Regions from separate parts of the Homo sapiens genome. Here all the other regions are linked to region 1. Evidence: chromatin loops called from intact Hi-C (ENCODE). Cell type or tissue: PC-9. All regions are shown on one strand.

What was found. Hi-C counts contacts between places; a loop is a spot of excess contacts. Peaks named below come from ENCODE experiments on the same cell type or tissue, not always from the same donor. Only the 100,000 strongest peaks of a DNase experiment are listed, where the experiment ranks them.
Region 2: it touches region 1 in a loop (2.9-fold over the local background); 4 of 110 quality-filtered maps call a loop at or near these places.
Region 3: a loop joins it to region 1, with 2.1 times the contacts of the local background. A loop is called at or near these places in 4 of 110 quality-filtered maps.
Region 4: it touches region 1 in a loop (9-fold over the local background); 5 of 110 quality-filtered maps call a loop at or near these places.

The regions. Positions count from the first base shown.
Region 1 is chr3:12,284,222-12,292,221 of GRCh38, reverse strand. It overlaps PPARG (peroxisome proliferator activated receptor gamma), which reads right to left and starts at 3,152. Exons shown (of 8, transcript NM_138711.6): 1 at 3,088-3,152. RefSeq lists an enhancer at 4,591-5,169. In PC-9, no CTCF peak of the experiment used is centred here; a DNase peak (open chromatin) is centred at 3,211; H3K4me3 peaks cover 5,564 bases; H3K27ac peaks cover 5,411 bases.
Region 2 is chr3:12,226,472-12,234,471 of GRCh38, reverse strand. No RefSeq gene overlaps it. Among named protein-coding and RNA genes, the nearest start is that of PPARG, 59 kb to the left of the region's middle. In PC-9, no CTCF peak of the experiment used is centred here; DNase peaks (open chromatin) are centred at 3,831 and 6,421.
Region 3 is chr3:12,340,698-12,348,697 of GRCh38, reverse strand. The region is part of intron 2 of PPARG (peroxisome proliferator activated receptor gamma); the gene reads right to left. Among named protein-coding and RNA genes, the nearest start is that of PPARG, 56 kb to the right of the region's middle. RefSeq lists an enhancer at 2,835-4,034. In PC-9, no CTCF peak of the experiment used is centred here; a DNase peak (open chromatin) is centred at 3,397; H3K4me3 peaks cover 1,245 bases; H3K27ac peaks cover 4,345 bases.
Region 4 is chr3:12,402,257-12,410,256 of GRCh38, reverse strand. It overlaps PPARG (peroxisome proliferator activated receptor gamma), which reads right to left. Exons shown (of 8, transcript NM_138711.6): 6 at 4,176-4,375. Among named protein-coding and RNA genes, the nearest start is that of TSEN2, 78 kb to the left of the region's middle. RefSeq lists enhancers at 4,079-4,658, 3,555-4,754. In PC-9, no CTCF peak of the experiment used is centred here; a DNase peak (open chromatin) is centred at 4,346; H3K4me3 peaks cover 850 bases; H3K27ac peaks cover 4,915 bases.

The sequences.
Region 1 (8,000 bases):
TTACTATGCTGATTTTTGTCCAAAGTCATCAGGGAATGGAAAATACAATTTTAAATTGAATGATAATAAAATATTCCCAGAAACAGTTTATAAATTGATCACCACATGAGAAGCATCATCTTCAATCTTAACAATCTCAAAGTTATTGAGGTTTGAACTACAGTGAACTATTAACATTGGTAAAAGAGTTAGCTATGACATAGATATTCATGAAGGTTCTTTTCAGAATATCAGCTCAATTAAATTCAGGGTCATGGTCACATCATTTAAAGTACATGGGTTTGCTCATAAAGCCTTAAAATCATAGCAAAAGAGCAAGCAATAATAACTGCAACACTTTCTCCGTTTCAAAGATGACAAAATTGAGAGAAAGGATAAGGTACTTGCCTAAGCCATAATAATTGAAACAGTTGAAAATGTAAACAGTCATACTCTGAATGAAATTCTCGGCATTAAAATATTGATGTGTACTTATTGTTGAAGAGAAATTTTAAAAATATGTAAATCTGTTTTTACAAAATAATTTAAACATATACTATTATTGATGACAGATATTATCTAAACATCTACAAAAGTTTTCCCCAAAACATGGCCTATTGCATCTGAATAGATTTTATCCCAAGAACCTACTTTAAGTGCATTAAATAAAATTTAAAACATGACATTTTAGTTAAATAACAGCTTTAAAACATATACTATATTACTCCCCCAATCTACCTCTGTATTTTGAGAAAACGCAAACAGTAAGTAAGAACTTCCAAGAAGATTTCAAATAATCTTAAATCTAAATTTTTGATTTAGAACGCTATGAAACTAACTGAAGTTGATACGCTGGGGATATCTACACTTGCAAGATGGTTGTTCACAACTCTTACTATTCTTTTGTGGAGTCAAATTAGATCCGTTTCAAAGGACCTTTGTAAGCAATTAAAATCACTGCGCTTTTTGTTGCTTTGGGATATTAAGAGAGAGTAAGCAAAGTGGAGATCTACCAGGAAAAATAAGCAAATTAGAAATTCAGTTGTGGGGGGTGCATATGTTTACGCTTACACACTAGTGACTTCACCAAGTTTTCTCTATTAGTGAGTTTTTAAAAATCCTCTACAGCTAATATTTATTTAGTGGAATCCTATGAGACCAAAAACTTCTTCCAGTACATTTGCCACACCTAATGACATACTGTATTTCCAAGTCCAAGTGACAACGAATCCAGCAGAAAGACACCCACAATTAGAATGACCAACTCTGTCCTATGCATTGGGAATATATAGATGCTAGGAAAGAAGTGAAAGTGTGGGCCAGAATGTGTGAAACATTCAGAAAATGTCATTTTAACATATTTTCCTACTTCATGAAAGCCTCTTGTTATTAATAACGATTTTATAACCTGAAAACTAAATGAAATGTATTATTAATACTTGTATATGTTCCACGGTTGTGCCTTTTACACAGCTTTCATGCACATAATTATCTTGATAATTAAGGTTAGTGGCTAACATCCTTATTGTCAGAAAATTACAGAAGAAAAAAGTATTTGTTTATATTTATATAACACTGATTAAAAACAATTCACTACGACCATTAGTAATCCACTTCTAATTCATATTCCTCATGTCACACCTTTTCTCTTGTACACATTTTAAATGTCATAGGAATTTAGAAATATTGCAATTTAAAGCATAATCTAGAATTTTTTTAAAAGTAGTTCTGAAACATACAAAAAAATGAACATTTAGGAAACTAGTCCTTCAAAGAAAATATTATATTTTATCATTAAAAATATCAATCGCAAAAATATTTTCAAAGCACTTAAGTTCAATAAAGAATATGAGGCCGGTGGACATTTTAGTTTTAATTTTAAAAAGAAATTATATTCTTTTTAATGTAAAGAAATGAGAAAACGACATCCAAAAAGTCTTCAGCCTGGGATTCTACAAAACTTTATACCTCACTGATGCCATGGTTTTACAGCAGTTATTGTTTAAGAACTAGAAACAAACTTGTAAATATGAAAAAAGTTTTTGATTTTAAAAAAAACCATCATTAGTGTTTCTCTTTTCCTTCAAGTGAGTTTTAAAAGACTGAGATGGCCACCAGTTGATTCAAAGATCTCTTAAGACATAATTATTAGCAAGTTAACTATCAAATATCATATAATTTAAATCAGGGAGAAAAATTATGTGAAGTACACAAGAAGACAAAAATGGACAGTTTTGTAATACACTTCACTTTTTGGCTGAGACATTACCTTTAAAGTTTCGTATATTAAAGTGAATATTCAAATACACTTTATTTGGAATCAAATAAAGTGTATTTGATTCCAAAGTGAATCTGATTGAAAATATACTACACAAAACTTACTTTAAAACTTGAACAGAATGTTTTGATATATTACTCCAAATGCTAACTGGTAGCATCTATGAGTGTCTTCTGTCAAACTCCCCTAGGAGTGAAAGGTATTTCTTTAAGAGAAAAGCCACAGTGAATGTCCATGCCAGTCCCTATACCAGAAAGGTTTTCTAAATCATCTAGCACCATCAGTTGGTTCTGTTCTCAGTCAGCAATCGATCACTTAGCAATAGACAGAAAGACTGCCATAAAATACCTGAAACCTGTCGAAGATTTGCCCAGGTCCTTTTAAAGAGTTAAGTTATTCATTGTTCTCTTAATAAATCCAGTTAACAATTTGTCTCACGAATGACAGAAACAGTTGGGGTTAAAATAATGTACTTCAAAATCAGAGGTTTTCCAGGAATAGGTATTATACAACTCAGTTTATCATTGTCTGGTTTTATATCCAAATGATAATTTACACAAATAAACTTTACATTTTGTCCCTAATCTTGCAAGGAAAAGAAGAAAAATTTTAGTTTCTTCATGGCAGACGACTATTTTTGACTTGATTTCTTTTATAACAATGACACTATTTTTACAACCGTTAGCCTATGACCCAAGTGAATTGGATTCTTCTTATAAAACAAGAGCACTGCAAAAAAAAATGATATAAGGATAATACAATAATTTTGCAAATTTCGGACCTATCACCAACACATTCCAACAAAATGCAATGAGAGTGAGCCAACTCACCTAAGGAAAGGGAATTAAGCAGAATGCAGAAATGCAGGCTTCTGGTCACCAGCAGAGGTTAAGGCCCCTTCCTTACCTACCACTGACCTTATATAAAAGCCGCAGCTCGGTTACTCCCCGTTTCTGACTCCTTACCTTAGGCTCCTCCCTAAACACCGAGGCGTAAAGTACCACGACTACACACCCACCTTCCACCAAGGGACCTGAGATTTCTGTTAACCTCTGCTGCCTCTACCCCCCTCAGTTAGGCTCCCAGGAGGAGTGGTCAGCGCCTGGCACTTGCAGGAGCCCACAAAGCAGCGACTTCGCCTTTCCAGCCCCCCGGGGTGCGGCTGGGGGTCCTGGCTGCGCGCTCCATCCGCGGAGGCACGGAGGCACCCAGTCCCCGTCCCCAGCCCCTCCGCCGGGCGTAGGGCCAGCACAACGCGTCAGGGCACAGGGCCTGGCCAGCTACAAGCGCGCCCCTCGCTGAACGGTCCCCCGGTCCCCAAGCGGCGGTCGCCCCTGGGCTCTGGACAGCGAACGGGACCTCCTCCTCAGCAGGGGTGCCGCGCGGCCTCAGGACGGACGCACGCGGATCTTCGCTTCCCCGGGTCCAGACACCCTGCTCCAAAGTTCCCCCGGAGCGGCTCCCGACGCTTGCGCACCTCCGCCGGGGACGCGGAGGTCCCCGTGTCCCCGGCTCCGCGCCCACCCGGCGCTCTCCCGAGGGGGGCTGTCCTGGAAGCCGGGACGCACCGGCTCGCGTCCACTCGAGTCGGCACCGGCCGCGGCTCTCTGTGCCCGCGCCCTCCGCCCCTAGTGCGCGCTCCGGTAGACGCGACCCTCAGCCCGGGTGCCCTCAGCCCAAGACCCCTTCACCCGGTCACCCGTGAGCCGCCCGCCCGCGACCCGTCAGTCCGGGTCCTGCCGGACCATGACCCTGCCTCAGCCCCGGACCCCTCAGCCGAGACCCCCTTCTCCCCAGCTCTCATCCGTCTGGGACCCCGTCAGTTCCCGTTTCCTCGGCCCTAGCCCCCAGACCCTCGGCCCCAGCCCTCCGCGCCCCCTCCCTGAGCACTCCCCGCCCAGCCAGCAGCCGGTTCCCGAGCGCCGCGGGCACCCGTACTCTGACCTGCGGCCACGGCGGCGTGGCGCCCCTCTCCGGTGTCCTCGAGGCCGACCCAAGCGCCCCAGGCGGCGGCTGCGGCTCGGGCTCGGGCTCCGAGTGCGCTGGGCCCCGCCTGCCCGCGGCGGAGCCGGGTCGGGCCGAGCCGGGCCCGGCGCGGGGGCGGGCGCGGGCGCCGGCTGGGGGTGGGGGTGGGGGTGGGGGTGGGGGCGGGGGCGGGGGCGGGGGCGGGGGCGGCGGCGCGCGACTGGGAGGGAGCGGCCCGGGCTCGGCCGCCGCCCGCGCACAGTAGGGCCCACGGCGGGAGCCACCGGCTTTCCCGCGTCCACTCTCTGCCCCGCGGCAGGCTACCTGGTGTCGTTTGCTCCTCGCCACCACCGCTGGGAGGCGGCCCAGAGAGGGTCCCATTTCCGAGGAGGGATCCGAAGTTTAGGGGGATGCCCCCGGCCAGGGCCGGTCTGGGGAGACCGAGGTGTGGGGCTCCCTCTCGGCCAGAGTGGCTTGCCCTTCACACGGCGATCGGCCAGGCCGTCTTCCCAAGATGTTCTTTCCAGTGACATTTTAAAAGAAAATTTAATTAAAGCATATTTCGGGTCCCTTGGTTTTCTCTTCTGATCGGTGGTGCTGCACACTTTCAGAGTTCCTTGCGTTTGTAAGTTACATGGTTATTCACAAGTCACTGACTTTTAATCATTAAAAACATTTCTTAAACTCATTAACAGAATTTCTTAAATTTCTTAGCAGTGTTTCTGACACCGAGGGACTCAGACAACATGGGTGGGGACGGAGTGGGGACGTGAGGCACGAGAAACAGTTTCTCATGTGTTGGGTAGACAGTGACCTTTTCTTTTCCTGCCACGCTGTCCATCGTGACCTGTCCAAAGTGGGTTGGCAGGTGCGCGTTCAGAAAGCCGCTGGTCTCCTGGACTTGAGGCCCCTCTTTCCCTTTTTCCAGTCTTATTTCTGGAGCATACTGTTCTGGGCCTGATCCTCTTTGGGGAGGCAGCGATGCCTGAGGCCCCCCACTTCAGGAAGCTTATGGACTGTATGCTGGGGTGCTCTGCATTTCTTCCTAGCTTCATTGTGGTTATTGCCCCTCTGGTACAGAAGGTCCTCGTTTGTGGTTGAAGCAAAGTTTTGCGAGGATGGGTATCACAAGGGAAAATATTCAGCGCTTAAATCAACATAATCATGTCCTTCCTCCACAGCCCCTAAGATAAGAAGCTGAGAGCCACGGATCTTACAGGGACTGACCACTGAAAGACCATTTATTGGCCTGTGATTTAGGTAGTCAGGTTGACCCGGATCCACAGTCTCCACTCAGGCGGAAGTGCTCCGTGCGTCCTACTTCTTGTTAATTCCAGAGTTCCAATCTGCTTTTTTTTTTTCTTTCTTCCTTTCTTTTCTTTCTTTCTTCCATGAGACAGGGTGTTGCTGTGTCGCCCAGGCTGGAGTGCTGTGGCGCAATCACGGCTCACTTCAGCCTCGACTTCCCGGGCTCAAGGAATCCTCCCACCCCAGGCTCCCAAGTAGCTGGGACTACAGGTGCACACCACCATGCCTGGCTAATTTTTTTTTTTAATTTTAATTGTTTAGTAGAGACTGTGTCTTGACATGTTGCCTAGACTAGTCTGAAACTCCTGGGCTCAAGTGATCCTCCTGCCTCAGCTTTCCAAAGTGCTGGGATTATAGGCACCAGCCACTGCGCCTAGCCTGCTTTTTAAAATCACAGCTTTATTGAGGAATAATTAATATAATCTAAAATGTAAATACCATAGAAGTAAAATGTACAATTCAGGCCGGGTATGGCAGCTCACGCCTGTAATCCCAGCACTTTGGGAGGCCGAGGCAGGTGGATCACTTGAGGCCGGGAGTTCAAGACCAGCCTGGCCAACATGGTGAAACTCCATCTCTACTAAGAAATACAAAAATTAGCTGGGCGTGGTGGCACGTGCCTGTAATCTCAGCTACTCGGGGGGCTGAGGCAGTAGAATCGCTTGACCCTGGGAGGCAGAGGTTACAAGCCGAGATTGCGCCACTGCACTTCAGCCCCAGAGCAAGACTCCATCTCAAAAATAAATAAATAAAATGTACAGTTCAATGAGTTTTAGTTTATTGACAGAGTTGTGCCATCATCACCAAATCTACCCTTAGAACATTTTCATCACTCCAAAAAGGAACCCCCTCTCCATTAACAGTCATTCCACCAACTCTAGATAGAGATATTCTTTCTCTATAGATTTACCTATTCTGGACAATTCATATAAATAGAATCATAGAATATGAAGTCCTTTGTGACTTTCTTCTTTCACTTAGCATAGTATTTGTGAGGCTCATCCATGTTATAGCTTATATTAATATTTCATTCCTTTTTATGGTCAATATTCCATTATACACATATACCACATTTTGTTTATTCATCCCATGAATTGATGAATATTTAGGTTGTTTCTACTTTTATGGGCTATTATGAATAATGCTGCTGTGAGCATTCATGTACAAGGTTACTTGTGGACATATATTTTTATTTCTCTTGAGTATATACCTAGGGACAGAACTGCAGGATCATAAGGTAACTCGGTGTTTTTGAGGAACTGCCAGTCTGTTTTCCAAAGTGGGCACACCATTTTACAATCCCACCAGCAATGTGTCAGGGTTCCAGTTTTTCCACATCCTTGTCAACACTTGTTATAGTCTTTTTTATTTTAGCCAACCTAAAGGGTATGAAGTGATATCTCATGGGGTTTTGTTTGTTTGTTTGTTTTGAGACAAGGTATTGCTCTCTCACCCAGGCTGGAGTGCAGTGGTGCAATCATAGTTCACTGCAGCCTCGAATTCCTGGGCTAAAGCAATCCTCCCACCTCAGCCTCCCAAGTGGCTGGGACAACAGGTGCATGCCACCACACCAGCTAATTTTTGTATTCTTTTGTAGAGATGGGATCTCACTATGTTGCCCGAGCCGGTGTCTCATGGTTTTGATTTGCATTGCCTTGGTGACTATCCCGTTGAGCATCTTTTCATGTGTTCATTGGCCATTTATCTTTTTTGAAGAAAGTCTGCTTAAATCCTTTCCCTGTTTTTAAATTGGATTATTTTTCTTTCTATTGTTGAGTTGTGAGAGTTATTTATTTATATAGTCTATATCCGAGTCTCTTATCAGATACATGATTTGCCAATATATTATTCCAGGCTGTAAGTTGTCTTTTTACATTTTAAAATAATTATTTATTTATTTATTTATTTATTATTTATTTATTTATTTAAAGACGAGGTCTTGCTATGTTGCCTAGGCTGGTCTTGAACTTTAGGGCTCAAGTGATCCTCCTGCCTCAGCCTTCTGAATAGCTGGAATTACAGGCAGATGCCACCATGCTTGGTTCTTTTTACTTTCTTGATGTTGTCATTTGAGTTTTTAATTTTGATGAAGTCCAGTTTACCTGTTTTTTCTTTTGGTGTCGTGTCAGTGACTAACCCAAAGTCATGAAATTTGCTCCTAATGTTTATTTTAAGAGTTTTATAGGTTTAGTTCTTACCTTTAGGTTTTAAATTCATGTTGAGTTAAATTTTGTATATGATGTGAGATGGGGGCCAATCTGTTTTTTTGGTCGGAAAATTCCCATAATTCAACAACAGTGACTAAGGGGAACCCCACAACAGTGAATTCGTAAGTGGTGCAAAACTTTAGAGTTGAGCTGAATATTTTCTAAATTCCCTCTGGATCAAAAATTTTGTGATTTTTTTTTTTAAGGAGACTTATGGGTAGTGAAGTGTATAAATGTAAGAGGTTAAGTAATGTAAACTGAAA
Region 2 (8,000 bases), 58 kb after region 1:
GGTCATGTGAGTTGTATCACCCACTACAATGCAAATAGTCCCTGAGAGATTAACACATGAAAATAAGTCATCATCTTTCCATATTGCTCCGGTATCATTTCTGTAGTCTAATTCTATTTTTAGCATGACCATCGCCTGAGAGCCAATTAGAATCGTGTGTAGGAGAGGTGGTGATGTGATTGCGGGGTAGGGTGCTTGGAGATGGAGGGAGGGAAGGAGATGGTGCAGGAACTAAGTAGAGAAGGCTGTGCAAAGAAAGGGCAGCTGGCCTGAGAAGATGGAGAGCCTGTGGGCTGAGCACAGTGAGAACCCCTTGCCTGCCCAGGAGCTGCACAAGGGATCCTGAAATAAATTTCATCTTCACACTTGTGTTTAGTTCTGCTCCTTGGCTACCTAGAGAGTAGAAAGTATGGCAGAGCTGTTTGGCTTTGGTGATGGTCAGCCCTGGGGAGGAAGAGAATGAAGAACCAGAAGAAGGTGTTGGCCTCCCACGAGGTGTGTGAGTAGAAATTGGGATTAGGAATCTGATCGTAGAGGAGGGACTTCTGGTGTGAACAGCAGTGTGATTTTGGTGAACAGATGGGTACGTGTGGTGAGTGGAAGTGAGAATCAGAGCAGAAGTCTGGATGTGGGGAGGGGGCAGCGATGGGAGCTCCGTGGCTGCAAAAAGCTGGATGCATCTTTGCTTTTCCCTCTCTCTCTTTGGTATTCTGCCCCTTTTTTCCTCTCATCATTTTGTGTGTGTGTGTGTGTGTGTGTGTGTGTGTTTTGTCTCCCATACTTTCCCTATCTCTCTCTCTCTCTCTCTCTTTCTCTCTCTCTCTTATTTATTTATTTTAGAGATAGGGTCTCACTCTGTTGCCCATGCTAGAGGGCAGTGGTGTGATGACAGCTCACTGTAGCCTCAAATTCCTGGGCTCAATGGATCCTCCCATCTCAGTCTCCTGAGTAGCTGGGACTACAGGCACACATCACCACGCCTGGCTAATTTTCTAATTTTTTGTAGAGACAGGGTCTCTCTATGTTGTCCAGGCTGGTCTCAAACTCCAGGCTGGTCTCAAAACTACTGGGCTCAAGTGATCCTCCCACCTTGGCCTCTGAAGGATTATAGGTGTGAGCCACTGCACCCAGCCGTTATTTATTATTTATTTGTTTGTTTGTTTGTTTGTTTTAATTGTGGCAAAAAACTACCTAACATAAAACTTACCCTCTTAGCCATTTCTAAGAATCCAGTCCAGTAATGTTAAGTATATTCATACTGTTGTGTGACCACGCAAAACTCTTTTCATCTTGCAAAACTGAAACTCTGCTCCCATTAAACAACTCCCTATTTCTCACTCGTCCAGCCCCTGGCAGCCACCATTTACTTTCTGTTTCTACGAATGTGACTACATAAGAAACCTCATATAAGTGGATTCCTACAGTATTTGTTCCTTCATGACAGGTTTATTCCATTTGACACAGGACTATCAATAGTGTAGCATGTGTCAGACACTCACTCCTTTTTAAGGCTGAGTAACATCCCACTGTAAGAGAGACCACATCTTGCTTTATCCACTCATCTGTCAATGAACAGGTGGGTTGCACCCATTTCTTGACTACTGTGCATGCTTTCTGAAACTGAAGCCTATTAAAAATTATTTATGTACTAAATAAATCACCAGATCACCAGGAGAAAGGAGGAAGCATAGGATATGGGAATCAGGTTAGCAGCTTGGTATCCAGTATGATCTTGGACAAGTTAATTCATCTCTCCGAGCCTCTGTTGAGGGATTTGGTTTAAATGAACTAGGCAAATGTCCTTCTTCTATCATCTATGATTTCTTGTTTCTCTTCTTAAGTTTAAAGCAGGAGAGTTAAACTGTTATCTCAAATTAAGTAGATTGTTCCTCTTTGTATGAGAATATTTTTGATATTTTTCCCTTTGAGTAAATGGTCCTATATGAGAAACGCCCTCTACTTCTGAGTCTCTTTTGAGTCATTTATATTTTCAAACCCCCTTTGAGTCATTTACTTGTACTTTTACATATTAATGAATTTAATAAATTTTCTGCAGATAAGCCCTAAGATAGTCTCTTTTAAACTTTAGCCTCAATCAAATGCTTTTAATGCACAAATATTCATTGAGCACTTATATATGTTCAAAATTACATTAGTCACCATGGAGAATTAAAGAAAAAAAAAAACAAGAGTACTAGACAACCAAGAGTAAACTGCTCTTCTGAAGCTCAAAGCCTAATCCACTGTGTCTTCAGGTTTGGGGGGATTCTTGATTTTTAAATTTCCTTTTTTTATTCAAACTTACACTTGGATTTTATCTTCATTACTACTTCTAAAATTAATGACTCCTATGGTATTTCTTTGGGCTTCCTTCCCCATCAGAACAAGCCAGTTGTTCATAAGCTAACACTCTTGCATGCGTGGTGAGATACAGAGCATTCTGTCCCACCCATTAAGGCACGCCATGAAGAATTAGAAACAAAACTATCAAATTAGTTAAAAAACAGAACAGGTTGAGTCTGTGTGCAAGCAGTCTTAAAGAATCAAGACACTCTGGAAAGATGAAGGATTGATTGATGAGCAACATACTCAAAGTCTATCAAAGACAGATTTTAGCAAAAGGACGCCGGGACTAGGGAGAATCCAATAGAGCTTGAAAATGAAAGACTTGACCAATTAAAGAAATGTGCTCCTAAAGTCCCCAGAAGAGGCCCAGCCTGTGAGTATAGTATAAAATAAGAGTTTGATGGATGAACATACCAGGGCTGAAAGATGATTCACACAGATCGAAGAGCCTCCTTGCATGTGGTTTGGTAGTTGCCATTACACATGTCTATCTCAGCTGCACACAGTCCCCCTGGAGCCAGAGGAGCTCATGTTAAAAGTGTTGCTATGGGCTGAATTGCATTACCCACCCCCCAAAATGCCTATGTCGAAGTCCTACCCCCTAGTACTTCGGAATGTGGCTGTATTTGGAGATAGGGCCTTTAGAGGAGTGATTAAATTAAAATGAGGTCATTCCGGCAGGGCCTAATCTGATATTACTGGTGTCCTTCTATGAACAGGAAATTTGGACACAGACAGCTACAGAGGGAAGACCACGTGAGGACACAGGGAGAAGGTGGCCGTCTACAAGCCAAGGAGAGAGACTGCAGGAGAAACCAACCCTGCCAACACCCTGATCTCGAACTTCCAGCCTCGAGAACTGTGAGACAATCAATTGTTGTTGTTTTAGCCACCCAGCCTGTGGTACTTTCTTATAGAAGCCCTCACAAACTAATACAATTGCAACATACACCTTTATTTATTTAGCAAACACTTATATAGAGCTTACTATGTGTCAGACACACTTCTAAGCACTTTACAAATATAATTTAATCCTCGTAGCAACTCTGCGAGGTAGGGACTACTATTGTTCCCCTTTTAAGGATGAGGAAACCACAGCACAAAGAGGTTCAGTAATTTGTCGCTGTCTCCTACTTAGCATTAATAAGTGAAGGAGCTGGGATTGGAACCTGGGTGGTCTGACTCGAGTCCACTGAATCCCACCCTACACATTCTCTGTTGCGTTGTCTCCTGGGATTTAACTAGGGGCTCCAAGGTACAGGCTAAAACTTGTCTCCATGGTTATAAGTGTGTGTGAGTTTTTAAAAACCTAACACCACAGGGTCCCTTACTGCCAGGTGGATTGAAATCACATTTCATAATGTTTTTCTAGATGTTTAAGCCTCATATCAAGGGAAACAATCCAGGATTCCTGCAAAATATCTGCCGGTCCTTCATGAGAGGCCTCTGCAGGCCTGGATGAACAATTCTCATTTCTTACCTAGCAACATTCCACAGAGGTACGACAGGGTGATATTGTCTCCTGTTAACAACACAGATAACTTCTTCTAGTTATGCAGACCTTGAGGAATGGCACTAGAGGCAGCGTTCTGCAGCCACACAACACGGCATGGAGTCCAAGGACTTTTCTTTCTGCATCCTTGTCTGCAAACAGACTGCCAACCAACCCATGTGCAGATGCTTGATTTCAAAGTGTGAAAAAAAAAATCTTTCTGCAAAATCAACCAGAGAAGCCAAACTTAATTAATAAACATTCTAGAACATGAGTAACTGGCGCTGGGTTCAGAGGGGTAGGACTCACTGCAGGGAAAGAGGGAACCCTTTATCCTTGGCCAGGAAATGCAAGGGCTTTGAAGCTTGGTGTTGTCTTAAGTGGTATTTTCCACGAGGAGCACCAGAGCTGGGCCGCAGTTCAGTGGGGAGAGTTCATTCCTTTCTAATTATTAAATGGAAGGAAAGTACACATGTCCAACCTGCTGAACATGCCACTTCAACCTTGCCCGCACCGGGCCGCAAACCTTCCCACACCCTGCCCTTTAGAGTTTCAGGTTTAAGGCTTTGTTTGCAGTTGTTCTCTGCTCAGAGTCATATGTATGGGAGCCAGAAACACACCTCTTTCCTTTTTCCCGTTGCAGCTGACTCACTTGTAGCTTTTTATGGAGGTGACGGAGAGAGACCAGGGAGGGCATGAGAGGCCAAGATGGCGCCAGCGCAAGTTTGGACTTTAGTGAATCAACATTCTTAGTGATTGAGAGACAGAGCTGAGGGAGGGGCTTCTTGTGGCGCATACACTCAGCAGCCTTTCCACTTTCCTCAAGAGCTGATGCTGGACCCCACATTACCCAGGGACCATCTTGATAGAAGGTCAGCAGCAGAACCTGCTGCAATCGTGACCAACGAAATAAAGCCCAAAGTACACTCAACAAAAGCGGGGCAGTGACAGGCCACCTTCCCTACGCCATTTCCCCTCATGTCCAGTCAAAAGCTCAGCTTCCTTAAAACGATCTATGTGGTTTTCTATCTTGTTCTAATAGGAAGCCTTGCACTTTTTTTCTCCCCTGCATTATCTCGGGTATTTCTAAGCAGGCCGCAGTCCCAAGATTTCCACTGCAGAGAAACACTAAGCAAGCTTGTTGGCAGTGTCCTTTTGTTCTGGGAGCCAGCTCTGCCCCAGGTGTTCTAATGTTGACATGTGCTGCAGGGAGCCGACTTAGAACATCTGAGAACAAAAGGAGAAAAACATTATGAAACGTGATTTCTACCTGGATATGCCAGATAGGAAGGAAACATCTCTGTAAGAAAGCAGGTCTCAGCCTGAATCCCAGTGCCCTAGGGAAGAATGCCAGGAGGTTAGTGGCGGTGATGGTGGTGGTGGGGGCTAGTGCAGAATGAGGCTCAAGAATTTTTAAATGAGGCCACCTGGCTCCAGACAGGCAGCAGGACACTAAAATACCTGCAGTACCTTAGGTATCAGCACCCACCAAACCCCTGGGAAGGATGTGGGTCATTTTGGCACAGTCCATTCACCTCTGGCAAATACAAGAAGCCACGTCAGATTCACCCACACCAGACACAGGAGAACACTTCTTAAGAAGCCAGTTCAGAACATTCCAGGAGAAGCCAGGGAAAGATTTTTATAACTCAGATCTTTGTAGATCTGTGATATCTTTGGAGATGTTGCTGCAGAATGGAGTTGTGATCAAGGCTGGGTTTGGCTTTTTCTCTGGGTAGTTTAACCCAAAGGGAAGGCTTTGGAGAAGTCTGGTTCTTCTTGCTCTCTTCACCCCGTCCCCAACCCCCTCCATTAAACTGAAGTTCTTTATCACTCCCTTTAGGAGATATGAAAACACAGCAGGTAGCTTTATGCTCCTTCAGGTCCTCCCAACTCGAATAGCAACATTGCTAGTTTATCATTTCCAGCTAAGTCAGGCAATACCTGCTATGCAGGATTTCCAGGCAAAATAATTTACTGCAAGAAACTGTCAATTGCTTGTCTGCCTTGGTGACTCCAAAGAGATTGACAAAGACCAGAGATATGAAAGGGAAATATTTGTGAAATAGAATCCCCCAGCTTGGCACCACTCTTATCTTTTTTGAGTAATTCTAAGACGCTTATTCACGTCGAAAGCTCACCCTGATGGCCCTCCCTGATGAATATTTGTATAATTGGATATTCATTTGTTACTTATTTAATTAACCAATTTGTTTAGATGGAACCCAAGTTTATGGGAAGTGAACCAATTTGCATGTACTTTTTGGTCAGAAAAAGAGGTTCATCCTACCACAAAGCGAGGCTAAAATTCACACAGAGATGTATGTTATGTGAGGCATTTTATAAAAGGAACGTGCACATGTCCTAACAATTATTTTAGTACATTGGGTTCACCTGCAGCAGATCAAATGGTCTCATCAAGCTTAAAAAAAAAAAAACTATTGATGAAAGTGCCTAAACATTTTCTCACCCAAGCTAAATTGCGTTGGTCAAATTTTGCTGATGGATTGCATAACCGAATTAGGAACTGGGAATGCCAGAAACCCACTTGAGGTTGACAGAGCAATGAAGTTAAAATAACTGTGGTCACCAAAGTACTGAGTCAAGAAAATTCTCTTGGTTCATGGAGTGATTTGGAGAGAAAGTAAAAGGAATTCAGTGGTTATGTGGCAGAGTACCAAGCTTTCTGAATCAAGAGACCTAGCTTCAAGTTCCAGCTTTTGTCACTATTACCCAGCTCTGTGACTCTGGGGAATTCACTTCTCCTCTCCGGGCTTCATCTGTGGTATCAGGGACTTAGATCAGGTGATCTCTAAGATCCCTTCGACGACAGATAGTCTGTGAAATGAGTTACATTAGTTTAGAGTGTGCTTGTTTTGATCAGTGATACTTTTTTTGCTCATAAGTGATTTAACTAAATTAACATTTGCACTACATTGGAACACTAAAGTTTTTTCCAATGCTTTTTCTAATCCCTGAATGTAACTTGGTTAACCAGGCTACTTCAGTATTTTAGGACTAGAAACTTCCAGGTGGAACTAATGCAGTAGAGAGATTATCAGAGCGAACTGTCAAAATACTAGGATGGAGACCTTACGTCAAAGCAAAGAATGAAGGTATACAACACTTGTCTAAATTTTTGCAGCAAGAATATCAGAGCAACGGAATCTGAAGAAGGCCAAGACAGGAAAATGTGTGTTCATAAACATTTTTTTCTTTTGGAGCATAAACTTTGGTATAAAAGAAGAAAGAAAACAGAAGACAGTCAAAATAAACATTTCTAACATTTAAAAAATAAAATTATAAGAAAAATTCCGGACACTTCATAGGCTAGAAGCAAAGACATAAAACCTCTTCAATAAAGGCCATGCAGTACAGCCTGCATGGAGAAACCCCACCTCTGCAAAAAATGCAAAAATAAATTAGCTGGGTGTGGTGGTGTGCACCTGTAGTCCTAGCTACTTGGGAGGCTGAGGTGGGAGGATCGCTTCAGCCAGGGGATCAAGTCTGCGGTGAGCTGAGATGGTGCCACTGCACTCCAGCCTGGGCAACAGAGTGAGACCTGTCTCAAAATAATAATAATGATAATAATGCAGTAAATGTTAGTCTATAGTCTATAATCTATAATCTATGTTTGGAAACCTGATTTTCATGATCTCAACTAGTAAACTATAAAATCTTCACTCGAAGGAATTCTCTAGAAAATACGGAAATCAAGAAGTGGAAGTAGAAGAAGATCAAGGCAGAGGTCCTCACTCAGTGTCTTCAATAGGTTCTTGGAAATTGCAACTTTAAGCAAAACAACGTATAATAAAACCAATTTTTAAAATTTTATTTATTTTTTATTGAGGTAAAAATATATATGTTTACTATCTTTACCATTTTTGAGTGCACAGTTCAGTGGTAATAAATACATTTATTTTCTTTTTTCCCTTCCATTCCGCCTTGCTTCCTCCTACCCTTCCTGGCCTCTGGTAACCACTATTCTACTCTCTACCTTCATGAGAGCTACTTTTTAGCTTTCATATATGAGTGAGAACATTCAGTGTTTGTCTTTCTGTGCTTGACTAATTTCATTTAACATAACGGCCTCCAGTTCCATCCATATTGCTGCAAATGACAGCATTTAATTCTTTTTTTATGGCTGAATAATATTCTATTG
Region 3 (8,000 bases), 56 kb before region 1:
GACCACTTTCCTTATGCACTATGTACTCCTTCTGTTGAGGGATGTAAGGTTCTGTGCAATGTAGAGGTTGAGAAGAGGGCCATCTCTCCTAGGACTTTGGAGACAGAAGGGTATGGATGTGACTTTGAGTACACCACCACATCCTCAGCAGGAGAAAGAATGGGGATAATGAGGAATGATTCTATAATGAGGAGGATGAAAACTTAACTCTACCCCAGTTCATGATATTTGAAAAAATTGACCGCTTGGTATTAGAGAAAGCTACTCTTCAACATTTAGTCTTCAATATTACTTCACAGAACCTGTCTTTGGCTACAAGAATCTGAATATTACTCAGCCATAAAAACTCTTCACACTTTGGTACTTTTAGGAGAAGGCAATTCAACCAATAAAAGCTGTGAATGATTCAATAACAAAAAGTAAGAAAAGGTCTAAAAATCTATAGTTAATAAAATCATGGTATTGAACCTATATAAAGTTATTTTTAGCATTACTTGGTGTTGGGATGACTTACATAAAATATTCCCATAATATAGAATATTAAATACTTTGGAGCCTGCATTATTCTTGAAAGCTAATGAAAACTTCACTCTTTTTTTGCTATAAATTTGGAATTTATTCTCTAGAATGAATATGAATTTTTAAAATTGCTTAAATAGCTTTTTCTTTTGTGTGAAATAAGCTATGTTAGTATTGGTATAAAATTGTATGTACAGTATTTTTTTCTTTTGCTATAACCTCATTTAAAAATCTGCTTCATTTAATGCTGTAAGTGCTACTAACATTTATGCTAGCTTCTAAAAGGTTAAGCATTTAGATCTCATTGCATCCCTAGAACCTAGCAGAGTCCCTGGTTGGCATTAAAACACACATATTGTTTTTGTTGATGATGAGAGTAATGAAAGAACAGCACATCCATATCACATGTATCATTCAAGAAGGAGTTTAGAGACCTAACGAACTGATAATAGCATCCATTTTCTTCTTGTTTCAATAAGATGTAAATTTCTGGATGATGCTCCCACGGAAGCCAGATAATTGCTAACAACCAGAATGACCAGCCAAGCTCACTTCTCCCCCTACCCAAAAGAATGGCTGCCTTTTCCTAGTGCAATTCAGATTGGCTTGGAACTTTATTTTCAAGTGGTGGTTGCATCAGTTCAGGGTTTCTTCATAGTCCCAGGGGAGAGACAACATGAGAGAAATGCTGGGCCAATGGGACACTCCTTTGAGAAGAACAAATAATCCTGTATCCTGGATGTAAATTTCACCACAACCATCACAACAAGCCGGATAGTCCCATAAAAGCAGACAAAGGAAGGTCAATGTTCAATGTATCTGTGCCCCTTTTGGAAAATTTTTTAAATTAAAAAAATTTTTGACCGGGGTCTTGCTATGTTGCCCAGGCTAGTCTCCAACTCCTGGGCTCAAGTGACCCCCCTGCCTCAGCCTCCAGAGCAGCTAGGATTTCAGTTGCTCGCCACCACACTCAGCTGTGTCTTTTTTTTTTTGAGACAGGGTCTCACTCTGTCCCTCAGGCTGGAGTGCAGTGGCACAATCTAGGCTCATTGCAACCTACCTCCACCTCCCAGATTCAAGAAATTCTCCTGCCTCAGTCTCTCGTGTATCATTTTTTTGAAAGGCAAATCCATTCTTCTTTAACCAAAAACTGTAATTTTGTTCAGATTTTCAAAAGTAATATATTTTATGGACATAATTATATTAAACAATTATATTATTTTGATTTAAAGGAAAATAATGCTGCTAGGTGCAATGGCTCACACCTGCAATCCCAGCACTTTGGGTGGCTAAGGCAAGAGGATCCCTTGAGCCCAGGAGTTGGAGACCAGCCTGGGCAACAGAGTGAGACCCTGCCTCTATAAAAAAATAAAATAATTGGCCAGGCATGGTGGCATGTACCTGTAGTGTCAGCTACTTGAGAGGCTGAGGCAGGAGGGATGCTTGAGCCCAGGAGACCGAGGCTGCAGTGAGCTGTAATCGCATCACTGCACTCTAGCCTGGGTGACAGAGTGAGACCCTGTCTTAAAAAAAAAGAAGCCAATAACTCCAGTAAATGTATCTTTGGTATCAAAAAAAAAAAGGTCTTCTTAACTCAGAAGCAGTAGAAAAGAACACTGACATTGGAGCCAGAAAGCCTAGGTTTTACGTTTTTGTCTTGGCTCAGCCACAAACCTACTGTGTCAACTCTTTGGGTCCACATTTCTCATCTCTAGAATCAGAAAAAGCCCTTTCCACAAAACAGAATAATCCTTAAGGTCTTTTTGAGTTTTAATGTTGAGATACTGAATAATATGACTGTAATTCATTTATTTAAAATTTAATGGAAATTCTCCATATTGCATACTTATTCATGTTCTGATCCTGAGTTACTATTTCCTTTTCATACTTGACTCATACCTAGGTGACAGTATAAAAGGCACTTTCATCTGAAAAAATAGTGTCTGATGATAAATTAAAAGTCTCAAAAGGAAAAAACCAACTGAAAACTTCCTTTTCTGCCCAGCTTCAAAAGTTAACTTCCCTCTAATACCTGAAAAAGAGACTAACCTGTTTAACCACTTTCTAGGGATCAACTAAACACTTTTGAAATTACTGTAACTTTGAACCAAAGACGTCCCACCTAAACTATGTTAACTTGTCGTTGCATGTAATATCTGAAATTCTCTAGTAAGCTGTTTTCTAGCATAGTAAAATACCATGAACTATATTATCAACTGACACATTTTCATGTTGTGGGAAACCTAAACCTCTAAAACATGTATCTTTTTCAGTTTTCAGATTTTATCAATGAATTTTTCAAGATCAGTTATATGGAGATTTATTGGGTAGCACATCCTGTCACTGGTGAAGCACAGTGGGAATTCACAAAGGTTCTACAGCAAGCGTAGAGCCGCGGAGCTGCACTCAGTTTCAGCTGGTGTCACTTACCAGTTCTGTGACTGTACTAAAGGAAATTTACGTACTGTTGAAATCACGGGCTCACGAAACTTAATAGGAGGGAGATTAGCATATTCCAACTCTTAATTTTTGATATAAGGAAAATGGGTTCCAGAGGAATGAAATGATTTGCCCAAAGCATGACCTAGATAAATTAGCAGCAGAGTTTGAGCTAGAAACCAGGTTTCTTGATTCCCAGTCCAAAGCTCCAAACGATGCTCTATCTCATTAAAATGATGCAGTAAGACGTTCAAATCAGTTCTTCAGGTCAATGATCCTTAATGCCAACAGTCATGGTGGAAGTCATCAGCATGAAAGCATTTTTCTATGATGAATCACTTAATGTGGAGGAATTACCTATGAAAATGTCATCATTCACCACAGGGTTTAGATATGGTGCTCTCTACAAAGTAAGTACTCAATTATGACTCGGTAATTAAAATTTGATAATATTTGAACATCAGTTCACGGAGTCATTTTGCTGACGAATGTTCTCTTGCCTCATTCACAGATTCTTCATGAGTCATCCCAGCATTCTGGGGTTCTTCTGGTATGATGTTTTTGTTTCTATTGACAAAGTTCCTTGCTCTTAAGAAAATGATAACATTACTATTTGAAAATTTCTACTTTGAGGTAACAATACTCTAAAAAAAAACACCTTGGATCTGTATAGTGTTTTTATTTCGTTTGAAACTCACAACAATGCTGGGAGGTTATTCAAAGCAAAAGAAGAAAATAATAACAACTATTGAATAGGGTTTCAATGTGGAACCAGATAATAGTTTTTGGCAGTAAAGCTTTGAGTAATTTGTCTTTATTCAAAATGAACAAAGAGTCAAACAGACCTGGGTTTGCATTCAAGCCTTGTCACATCTCTGTTTTCTTATCTTTTCGGAGTTGTGAGAATTAGAGATGATTTAAATAAATCAGCGTCTGGAACAGAGTAGGCTTTCAAAATTATATTATGAATTCTTATAATCAAATATTTAAATCTTACATGACACTTTAATAAAGCAATAAGAGCAGTCATCAAGCAACACTCTTATCGCTCTTATGTTAACAGGAGCTACATAAATACGCTTCAGGAAGAGACGGTATATAGAGTATGGAATCTTCAAAAGCAAGTACAAATTTTTAAAGTTCACTTAGCGGAAGTAGACATATTTTCTTCACACCAACAAATAGATATTTGACTGAAAATAAAATGTAACTGTGAAATCAGTACATAATAAACTTAATTTTGATGGCAATTAAACCACAGGCAACACAGAGTATATTTTATGTTTATTTTCCGGTAAGATTCATCAGTCCATTAATAGTAGATGGTTCAGTCTAAAAGTTTGTCTCTAACAATCTTTATTAGACACATTATAAATTCTTTCCCAATCTAGAACTTTACATTTGAACTTATAGAATATATCTTAAAGCAGCATTAGTAAAAGTAAGAAGACTTGAAAATATAAACTAGCTTTAAGTAAGATTCAGATTCCACATTTATTGAGTGCCTACGCTGTCAGGGGCTGTGCTAAGTCTTTTAAAATAAAAATTTGTCTAGACTTTATAAAAATTCTGTGAGATTGGCTGGGCGTGGTGGCTCACACCTGTAATCCCAGGACTTTGGGAAGCCGAGGTGGGTGGATCACCTGAGGTCAGGAGTTTGAGACCAGCCTGGCCAACATGGCGAAACCCTGTCTCTACCAAAAATACAAAAATGAGCTGGGTGTGATGGCACATGCTTGTATTCCCAGGTACTCAGGAGGCTGAGGCACGATAAGTACTTGAACTTGGGAGGCAGAGGTTGTAGTGAGCCGAGTTTGCCCCACTGCACTCCAGCCTGGGTGATAGAGCAAGATTCTGTCTCAAAAAAAAAAAAAAAAATTCGGTGAGATTGAATGGTAGCCCCATTTCACAAAAAGGAAACAAGCTCAGAAAGAATGAGGGTGATGTTATGATTAGATAATGGGCTGCTAAATACCGAGCAATACAGTTAAGTATCACATAACTAGGGATAGAATAATATAAATAAGACTGAGCATCAATTCTCAAGCCATTTTCCTACTTTTAGTAAAGAGGATAAGACAAGCACAATGCACTCTAATATACGAGTAGGTGGTTTGAGAGAAGTGCAAACAATCATGACCATTACTAGAGTAATTTCTGTTGAGCTATGTATTCTGCCTCTACTGCAGTACTCGCCACTGACTTGAGGCCCTCAACCCTGCGAAGTCATTTATTATCACCATTTTACAGATAAAGAAATTGAGTTTTGAGATCACATAGCTAATAAGAGGCAGAGAAGGGATTTAAACCAGATGCAATGGAGTGCGAAAGATATTCAGAGATGAACAGAGCCCTTCTGACTGTGCATGGAGATGGAAGGAATCCAAAAAGCCTTCAGGAAAGAGAGGAAATCTGAGATGAGCCTGAAAGACAGAGAAGCTTTGGATGGCAGGAACAAGGAAAGGGAACAGAGTGAAGAAAGGCAAGACTCAACCAAGAGAGAAGAGTGAGAATGAACTTGGGGAATGAGAATCCATGGTATTGGGCACCTGTGGGACGTTTTGGGATAGAAATTTCCAAGGGCTACTAGGCAGTGATTTAGATCAACACAGGGGAGCCAAAAACAACAAACGTGTCTTAGACCTACTGTTTCAGGCTGGCAGAGTTCTGTGTGCACATCATTAAATAATACTGTACGTGTGTAGGATAGGATAAAAGAAATCTCTTTAGTAAAGATACTGAATTTCAAATGAAGTACAATACAGTTTACATATGTTAAATCTTTGTATTTGAAAGCTTGGTGGTTTTTAAAGATACTAGAGTGTTTTCTAGTCTTTATATCTTCTTTCCTCCAAGGAAACATTTTCATTTTCCTTGAAGGAAAGAATACACTGCTGCTTTTCTATCTGAAAAGGTAGGGGTTTTTTTGTTTAAAAAAAAAAAACCACCTTTCATTATTATAGAACCAATCCGCGTTCATTGTTAAAAATTAGAAAATACAGACTGGTAAAAACAAAATGATTATACTTCCACTACCAGATATAACCAATGTTGAACTCTTAAAGTTTATGCATCTGGGTCTTTTTCTGGGCATATGTATGATCATATGTATATACAGATACATAAGCACATACACATATACACATACATACAGCATGTGTATTTTTTAATCAAAATGAGATATGGTACTTCCTGGTAGTCCTCTGCTTTTTCAAGTCAATAATCTCCATCTTTTCATTTAATTACATTTTCATTTCAAACAATACCCAGCCCATAGTCACATTTCCCCAGCTGACCCCAAATGTTCTTTATAGTTGGTTTGCTCCAACCCTAATCTAATCCAGTATGATGAAATGCATTTGGCTGTATGTTCCTAAGCTGTTTTAAATCTAGCATGACTACTCCTTCCCCTTAATTTTAAGGCCACTGACTAATTGAAGAGGTCAGGCCAGTTATCAGATAGAATGTCTCAACCTCTGAATTTGTCTGGTTGTTTTCTTGTTGTATCATTTAGCTTGATTCTCCATCCCCTGTGTTTCTTATAAACTGGACACTATATCCAAGGATTTCTGGATTCAAGTTAAACATTTTAGGCTTGAATATACCATAGGGGATGTGTACTTCCTATTCCATCACATCAGAAGGCAAAATATATGACTGACCATCAGCCATGGTAAAATCTACCACTAAGTTAGAATGGTGATATGTCTCATCTCTCCATTGTACAGTTACTTTTTCTCCTTCAATTAGACAGTCATCAGTGCAATGTTACTTTGGTATTACAAGGATGTTCAGTTTCATTAATCATTCACCTAAAGGTGTAACAAACTTTATCATCTTTTCCTGAATCAATACTTGGAGTTTATGAAATGTTTTTCTAATTCCACCACTCTTTCCACATTTATTAGTAGGAAATTTTTTTTCTTTTTTTGAGACAGGGTCTTGCTCTGTTACCCAGGCTGGAGTGCAGCAGCGCGATCATAGCTCACCGCAACCTCTGACTCCCAGGCTCAAGCGATCCTCCTACCTCAGCCTCCTGAGTAGCTGAGACCACAGGCGCGTGCCACAATGCCCAACTAACTTTTGTATGTTTTTGTAGAGATGGGGTTTCACCATGTTGCCAAGGCTGGTGTTGAATTTCTGGGATCAAGTGATCTGTCCACCTTGGCCTCCCAAAGTTCTGGGATTACAGGCATGAGCCACTGTACCCAGACAGCAGGCATTTTTCTATAAGGAAGATCTTTCCTTCAGCAACTAAAGCCATGTAATTACCCTGAAATACAGTTCCTACAAGAAAGGAAGACTGCTTGTTTAATTTGTTCTCTTTTATTAAAAAGGTAAATATCTTCAACACCAAACATTCCTAGGCACATCTCTTTCCTCTGTTCATTGAATGTTCACATCATAAAACACTTACATATCTAAGTTTTTCTTTTTCAGCTATTTTTAGAGAATTTTATTTCAAATTCATCTTTCTCCATTTTCCTTGGCCCTATGGACAGTTAACGGGACACCCATCCCATGGTTCTTCAAATATCTAATCTTTTTTTTTTTTTTGAGACGGAGTCTCGCTCTGTTGCCCAGGCTGGAGTGCAGTGGCGTGATCTCAGCTCACTGCAACCTCCACCTCCCAGGTTCAAGCGATTCTTCTGCCTCAGCCTCCCAAGTAGCTGGGACTACAGGCATGTGCCACCATGCCTGGCTAATTTTTGCATTTTTAGTAGACACTAGGTTTCACCATATTGGCCAGACTGGTCTTGAACTCCTGACCTTGTGATCCGCCCGCCTTGGCCTCCCAAAGTGCTGGGATTATAGGTGTGAGCCACCACGCCCAGCCATCTAATCCTTTTTATTGCATATACAAAACCACTTACCAACCCCTAATAATATAACTTATGCTTTGGTTTTACCCGATGATTTCCACCAACAGATTTTCAGTGTTTAGCAGGTAGTTATTCCTAAATTACAGGGCATAGTTAGAATACAAACTTAACTGGTTCTTCCAAAGTTATGTTGTATGTCTGCATAGCTTTAGGAAAAGA
Region 4 (8,000 bases), 120 kb before region 1:
GCATGGTTTTCAGAGCGCACAAAGATCTCTTAAATAAGGGGCCTTGGCTGGAGCAAGCCACTGAAAGGGAAATAGGTTGTGGGGACAGTCAGTTCCATCCTATTGAGGGCGGTTGAAAGGTCTACTGCTCCTAAAATTTCTTGTCCGGCAATCTATAGCTGACGATTCCATATCCCATCTTTTCCCAGCCCTAAGCCTAAAATTCCCAAGCATACTCTTATTTAGGCAAAACAATGAAAAGTAGGGCATCATACACCAAGGATATGATGTTAAAGTTGGTAGAAGGGGAGCAGGGGAATTTAATTTATCCATTTTGAAAGGTGCAAGTGGCCCTAGGGAATAAGATACAGGAGAAGGAAGATTAGTTGGGGAGGGGAAGGAGTCCTGGTCTGCCTAGAGGCAAATGCTGAGCGGGCAGGGCGCATTCTACAATAGGCAATGGTGAAATTGAGCAGTAAGATACATTTAAAGAATGGCCTCTTCAATCAAGTCATTTCCTTTTCCAAAGGTTCTGGGTAATTGGTCACCCACTATTCTGAGTAGCCTCCCCCAGCCTTGGCCTAACCAACACTAATGACATCAGTCTCAAGCAGGGTGTATAAGAAATGCAAATTGCTCTGCTGCACAGCCATAGCCACTTTTATATACCTCCCACCCTCTCAAGAGTCCATATTTCTGCAAAACTTTTCCTATCAATGCAAATCTTAACTTTCATGAGTCCTGGCCAAGAGATAACATAATACCCCTGAGATAGATGCTATCAAATGAGTAACATGACCATGTAGATAAAGAACAAATCTCTAGTCTCGTTGGAAATCACATTTTGGTTTTTTTTTTTCCTTTCCCATATTCCTCTCTGAACTGTTTCTTTCCACTAGTGCTTAATTTGATTTTGCAAGATAAGGAGAAGAGAGGGTGCCAAACAATTGTAGTTTAGTTTTGTGTCATCAGTGAATGGATTATTTTAATTTGGCCCAGTCTCTCTTTTTCCAGACCCTGCCTGAATCCAGATCATCAATGATGTCCAGTTTGGTAAGCAAATATTGGGCTAGAGGCCCTCTGTTGAAAGTCCAGAATTTCAAAGGGCATAGGCAACTGTGTTTAATTCAATTAAGCAAATATAGTCTGAGTAACTATTAGGGGCAAGACACAGTCCTAGTTACTGGAAGAAAATGACAAACGCTTGGCCTCTGAACTTGAAAAGCCCATAATCAAGCATTTCGCAGCCCTCTCCTTTAAATAGCTTAATACCTGTTTATTCCATAAAGAACCTCCTTATTTTTTAACTCAAAGATTTAGAGCCAAGGAGTCAACTGGAGTGAGGTATCTTGAGGGTGTCCTCCAGTAACACAGATAAGAGCACGTTGCACACCAGTAGTGTAATTTTAAGTTCTTGACCACCGAGGCTTTTTTTTTATCAGTCTTTTGCCTGACTTTCTGGTACTATTAAGTTGACAGGATTTCTAATAAGGATTGCAGGTATGAATTAGAGGATGAAAAGAAGGTGAGAAAGCAGTTGATGAAAACTAACCATGGCTGGTGGCTCACACCTGTAATACCAGCTCTTTGGGAGGCTGAGGTGGGAGGACGGCTTGAGCCCCGAGTTCAAGGCCAGCCTGACCAATATAAGAAGACACTCCCACCTGGGCAACAAAGCAAGACCCCACCTCAAAAAAAAAAAAAAAAAAAGAAAAGAAAAGAAAAGAAAACTAACCAAAACTGTAGATAGTTTGCTTTAGGGCTCTTTCCTTTTCAGCAATCCTTTTAATTTTTTCTTCCTGGATATGAATGGCTTATTTTCTGTAGTCCAATCAGCTACGCAGAGGTCTTCATTTATTTTTGATTTGCTATGGCCAATTTTATCATTGAACGAATGAGCTTTATAAACACCAGTGTTGTGCAGTCCTGTGCATGTAAAAGCCAGCAGTCCTAGTCAAGGACTTTTGTAATTTGAAAAGAACAGAACAGCACAAAAATTTTCCAATTGTGAATATGTTGGGATAGCAGATGAGGTGAAGAATTCCTACTGTTCTAAAAATTGAGAAAAAACAATCATGGAAAGTTTTCTCAGACCGAAGCTTTCTTAGTGTATTATGTCTCCCTGGCTTACTACCAGCAAGTGGGAAAGACTAGCTTCCTAAAGTACTATGCTACTGAGGGGCTAGCATGCTACGAATGCTCTGAACTAGAGGCCAGAAAACCTGCATTATAGTCCCAGGTCTTCTACCCACTTGCTGTGGGGTCTTAGGGCAAAATGTTTAACCTCTCTGGACTTTATTTTCCTCATCTCTAAAATAAAGAGGATAATAATAGCAGTAGTCAGGTGCATGTGGCTCGAACCTAACAAATGTGCAAGGTTTTTTTTATACTGTAAAGAATTGAATCCAGGTATATTATTGTTGAGGTATCAAAGACCTATTTTCAAATCAGAAAACTCATTGTCCTTATTACCATATGGCTTTATGCCATAAGTTTCCTTTTTCTATTAACTGATTCTACTCTTACTAGTTTAGCTAAACAGAAGAACTACCATCTTGAGATAGTCATCAAAATACATGAAAGGTTAATGAGATTTTCCTAACAATATATCTGAATAGGGGAAAAGTTACACATATCTATCAAGTCATTGCATAGCTCTCTGGGAGGTGTTCATGTGAAAATAAATGACTGCATAGAAGGGCTTTCCATGGCTGGGACGGTGTCTTCTCAGTGTGTTCTGCAGTTCTTACAGCCCTGGGAGCGTTGTGCAGACATCAGAATCAAAGCCAAACCCTGTCATTAAAAACTGAGCTACAAAGCCGGGCGCGGTGGCTCATGCCTGTAATCCCAGCACTTTGGGAGGCAGAGGCGGGCAGATCACGAGGTCAGGAGATCAAGACCATCCTGGCCAACATGGTGAAAACCCATCTCTACTAAAAATACAAAAAAATTAGCTGGGCATGGTGGCATGCGCCTGCAATCCCAGCTACTCGGGAGGCTGACGCAGGAGAATTGCTTGAACCAGGGAGGTGGAGGTTGCAGTGAGCCGAGATCACGCCACTGCATTCCAGCCTGGCAACAGAGCAAGACTCTGTCTCAAAACAACAACAACAACAACAACAACAAACTGAGGTACAGAGACATGATCCAGGTCATCCAAGCTGATGGCAGAATTGGGACTAGAATTCAGGTACAATTTTATTCTATAATTCCATGTTGTTTTCTCAGTTTCCAGTCAGAGAAGAGCTCTGCTGCTTGGAAAACCTAACTCAGTAACAATTACAACCCATTCTGGGTTTTCTAAACAGTGCTGCTCAATGAGTGAACAGATGTTGGAGAGTCCACTGAAGTAGTCCAGGCAGCTCAGAGCCTTGCAGAAGATAAAATTCACATATGTAATAAAAGGATAGAGCTTCTAGTTGCCCCGGAATAATCAAGAATGCTACAAGGAAAGAAAGGTAACATAATATCTAGAATCTATTTTTATGCCTCATGTTGAACTTCTTAAGAGGTAACTCTAGACCAGCCTGATCAACAAGGTGAAACCCCGTCTCTACTAAAAATACAAAGATTAGCCAGGCATGGTCGTGCACACCTGTAATCCCAGCTACTCGGGATGCTGAGGCATGATAATCGCTTTAACCTGGGAGGCGGAGGTTGCGGTGAGCCGAGATTGTGCCACTGCACTCCAGCCTGGGCGACAAAGTGAGACGACATCTCAAAAAAAAAAAAAAAAAAAAAAAAAGAGGTAACTCTGGTAGTTCTCCTGAAAGGTGAAATAGTGGGATTCAATACCTTTTCTAAACCTAGGTCGGGTTCTTCCCAGAGGAAAGCAAGGCTGCTTGAATGAATATTGCTGTGGCCAGTTATTTTGATGCCGAGAAAGGAGATGGATCCTAAAAGAGGGTGATAGGCTCAGGGGGCTTAAGTTCATTCATTAAAGTTAGGATGACCAATACATTGTTACACTATTCTCAAAAACTTTATGGACTTTTCTCCCTTTTCAAAATAATGTTGACTTGTGCTATCTGAAAACACTTCCTGCGTTTCAGACTCAGCCTGCAATATGTTAACAGCCAACAGTTGAACAATATTCTGTGTGTGCATTTGTAGCGCAGTAAACCATTTACTCAAAGAAACAAAAACCCAAAACAACTTCCCGCCTCCCCCAATGAAGACAGCAGAAGAGAACTAACTGATTTGTCTGTTGTCTTTCCTGTCAAGATCGCCCTCGCCTTTGCTTTGGTCAGCGGGAAGGACTTTATGTATGAGTCATACAAATGTTTTGCCAGGGCCCGGAGGTCAGCGGACTCTGGATTCAGCTGGTCGATATCACTGGAGATCTCCGCCAACAGCTTCTCCTTCTCGGCCTGTGGCATCCGCCCAAACCTGATGGCTATAGAGGAAGAGGAATGACAGGATGAATCATTGGATTACTACTGCTCTGAACACACACTGTGCTCTCCCAGCCCTCGTTCCCACACAGTAGAAGCCCTCCTCCTCCACTGCTCTTGAGTCCTGGTTTCTGTCTACCACTTTGCTCATGTTTTTATTTCACAAAAGTAGCACAGACCATCAGTAAAAATTAAACCGTTAACTTTCATTTTTAAAAGTTAATGCATACTCCTGCTGAGAAAGTGAAAGAATTCGAGTTTAGCAAAGGGAGGGAAGTATGTCGACTTAAACGTGAAATAATTGAGAACCAACTCCTACTCATCCCTCAAGACCCAATTCAAAGGTCACCTTCTTTGTATCCCCAGCACTTGACCTAAGGTCAGGCACTAGAAGGATCAACACGTTTCACGAATTAAAATACGAAACTGTGCAGAATTCAAAGTTGTACAGACATAGGCTTTGTTCTCAGGGAGTTTATAAGATTTGTTTGTCTCTGTTAAAAAGAAATATGGATGGTGCTTTATCACATTTTACTAGTCCAGAGAGCACTTTTACATGTAGCGGAGAGAAGCCATAGTTATCTCCCGACTCTCCAGAGTTACCACTTAATGATGTTTGTCAGAAAGACAAACTGGCTGCCTGTAGGGTGAGGAAGTGTCAAAGAAGATAATGAAAGAAAGAAAAGCAACAAGGAAAATGTAAGAGGGGTTAGTGGGGACTAGTTTGGGGAAAAAATAAACTGTAACTTTTCAACTCAGATATGTTTTCTTTCCTTCTTACCAATATGTTCAGCAAAATATTATTTTGAATCATGTTCCTTTGGGAACACACTTTGGGTTCTATGTTTCCCATAATAAGGGTACCTGGCCATCATGTCCACTGTTCCCCATGCATACATAGCTCTGTTCTTACACTCACGATGTGGTATCACAGCCATGCGTTTTTATGGTGATCGGCTTCACTAGACTATATGCTCCTCGAGCGCAGAGACTGTCATATTTGTTTATGTCTCTAGCAAGACTCTGTCTCTGCTGAATCCCAGAACAAAGAGATTTTTATTTTATTTTATTTTATATTTTGAGATGGAGTCTTGCTCTGTCGCCCAGGCTGGAGTGCAGTGGCACAATCCCAGCTCACTGCAACCTCCACCTCCTGGGTTCAAGCGATTCTCCTGCCTCAGCCTCTGAGTAGCTGGGATTACAAGGGGTGGGCCACCATGCCTGGCTCAGTTTTGTATTTTTAGTAGAGACAGGGTTTTACCACGTTGTCCAGGTGGGTCTCAAACTCCTGACCTCAAGTGATTCACCCACCTCAGCCTCCCAAAGTGTTGGGGTTACAGGCATGAGCCACTGTGCCCAGCCAGAGATAGTTATTTTATATGTTATTATGCTAAGGGTAGCATTTCTACCATGAGACATGACAGCACACGACAACTTTCCCATCTGAGTACTCTGTGAATATTACCTTGGATTTTCCCAAGAAGAAACTGACATGTACCCTTGAGTCTCAAATTCATAAATTCATTTCCATTGACCCTAAATAAATTTTATCGCTGACTAATACAACTATTGTTTGGTAGGGGCCTCCTTAGAGACCAGACTTGGGTGTTAGAGGGGAAGAAAATCTTACCTCTCAGTTGGGATTCCTTTAAATTGAATTAGCCTATATTTAGATACTTTTAGTGAATATATCCTTGGTACATGGCCTCTTCATATAGAAACCTTTAAACTAGGAGGTTTTGGTCAAAAATCCTGTTCCCTACTCACTCTTCCCCATTTTCTTTCTGTGTTGTTCCATGGGGCTGGGGTATGGTTGTTCATATTTTTATCTACTGGTGACCCCAGCCCCTGGTGCTAGGCTTGTCTGGGTCCCTCAGGATATGACCTTATCTCACAGCACTGATCACAGGAATTAATCTATAATGTTTTCTTTCCTCCCTTGCCATATAATCTCCACAAAGGCAGGAATCTTGTTCATTATTGTATCCTCAGCACTTAGTACAATTTCTGGCACATATTAAGTCCTTGTCTACTGTATTTTGAAATACAATGGAAAGAAAACCCCAGATAGCATATTCCTTCAAAATCCTCTGTGACCTCCTGACCACTTTGCTCAGATAGAATTCCTTATGCAGTTGGCCCTCCATACCCGCAGGTTCCACATCTGCAGATTCAACCAACTGTGGATTGAAAATATTTGGAAAAAAGAACCAATAAAAAATAATATGGGCTGGGTGTGGTAGCTCACACCTGTAATCCCAGAACTTTGGGAGGCCAAAGTGAAAGGATTGCCTGAGGCCAGGAATTTGAGAGCAGCCTGGGCAACATAGAGAGACCCTGTCTGTACAAAAATAAAAATAAAAATAAATAGCTGGGCGTGGTGGTGTGCGCCTCTAATCCCAGCTACTCAGGAGGCTGAGGTGGAAGGATCCCTTGAGCCCAGGAGTTTGAGGCTGCAGTGAGTCGTGATAGAGCCACTACACTTTAGCCTGGGTGACAGCAAGACTCTGTCTCTAAAATAAATAAATAAAACAATGATAAAAAATAAGACAAATAAAAAAATACAGTATAACAACTTTTTTTTTTTTTTTGAGACAGGGTCTCGTTCTGTCACCCAGGCTGGAGTGCAGTGGCACAATCATGGCTCACTGCAGCCTCGACCTCCTGGGTTCAAGCGATTCTCCCACCTCAGCCTCCTGCGTAGCTAGGACTACAGGTGTGTGCCACCACGCCTGGCTAATTTTTAATTTTTTTGTAGAGACAGGGTTTCACCATGTTGCCCAGGCTGGTCTCGAACTCCTGGGCTCAAGGGATCCTCCTGCCTCCACCTCCCAAAGAGATGGGATTACAGGCATGAGCCATGACACCTGGCCATAGGAACTATTTATACAGTATTTATACTGTATTAGATATTATAAGTCATCTAGAGATGATCTAAAGTATACAGGAGGGTATGTGTAGGTTACATGCAAATACTATGCCATTTTATATCAGAGACTTGCACATTTAGGAATTTTGGTATCTGAGTGGGTCCTGGAGCCAATCCCAGGGAATAAGGAGGGATGGCTGTACTACATTCATTTCTTGTTCACCAGTAGTTCCTAATTGAGGAGTGCGGAGGGTAGGGGAGGCAGAGCCTATCAGAGTCACTCGGTAACTTCTGACATTATATGTCTTCCACGGGACATTTTGATGGGCCATCCATCCACTCAATTAGGAGTATATAAAAAACCTGGGGTTTGGGACAGTTTATAAAAAGCTTCCTAAATGCTGGGCTCCTGTTGTATGCATACATTAGCTCATGTATTAAACTGTTACTATACTATGATGTTGGTTTATATCAGTTATTCTACTCGAATATAAATTATATGAGTAACATGTTTTCTCATCTTTGTTCCTAGGTGTAACAAAATACACATAGTAGGTTAACAATAAATGTTTGATGGATTAAACTCCAAAGTATCAGGTTTAAAAACAGACAGAAAATGAGACACTATGTCCATTAGGAAGTTTGGGAAAATGATCATGAGAAAAGCACTAAGTAAGAAGGCGTATTAAAAGAAGAAGGCATTCTGGTGTAAAACTCAGAGAAAACCAGTTATCCTATAACAAAATAGAGGTGACTAG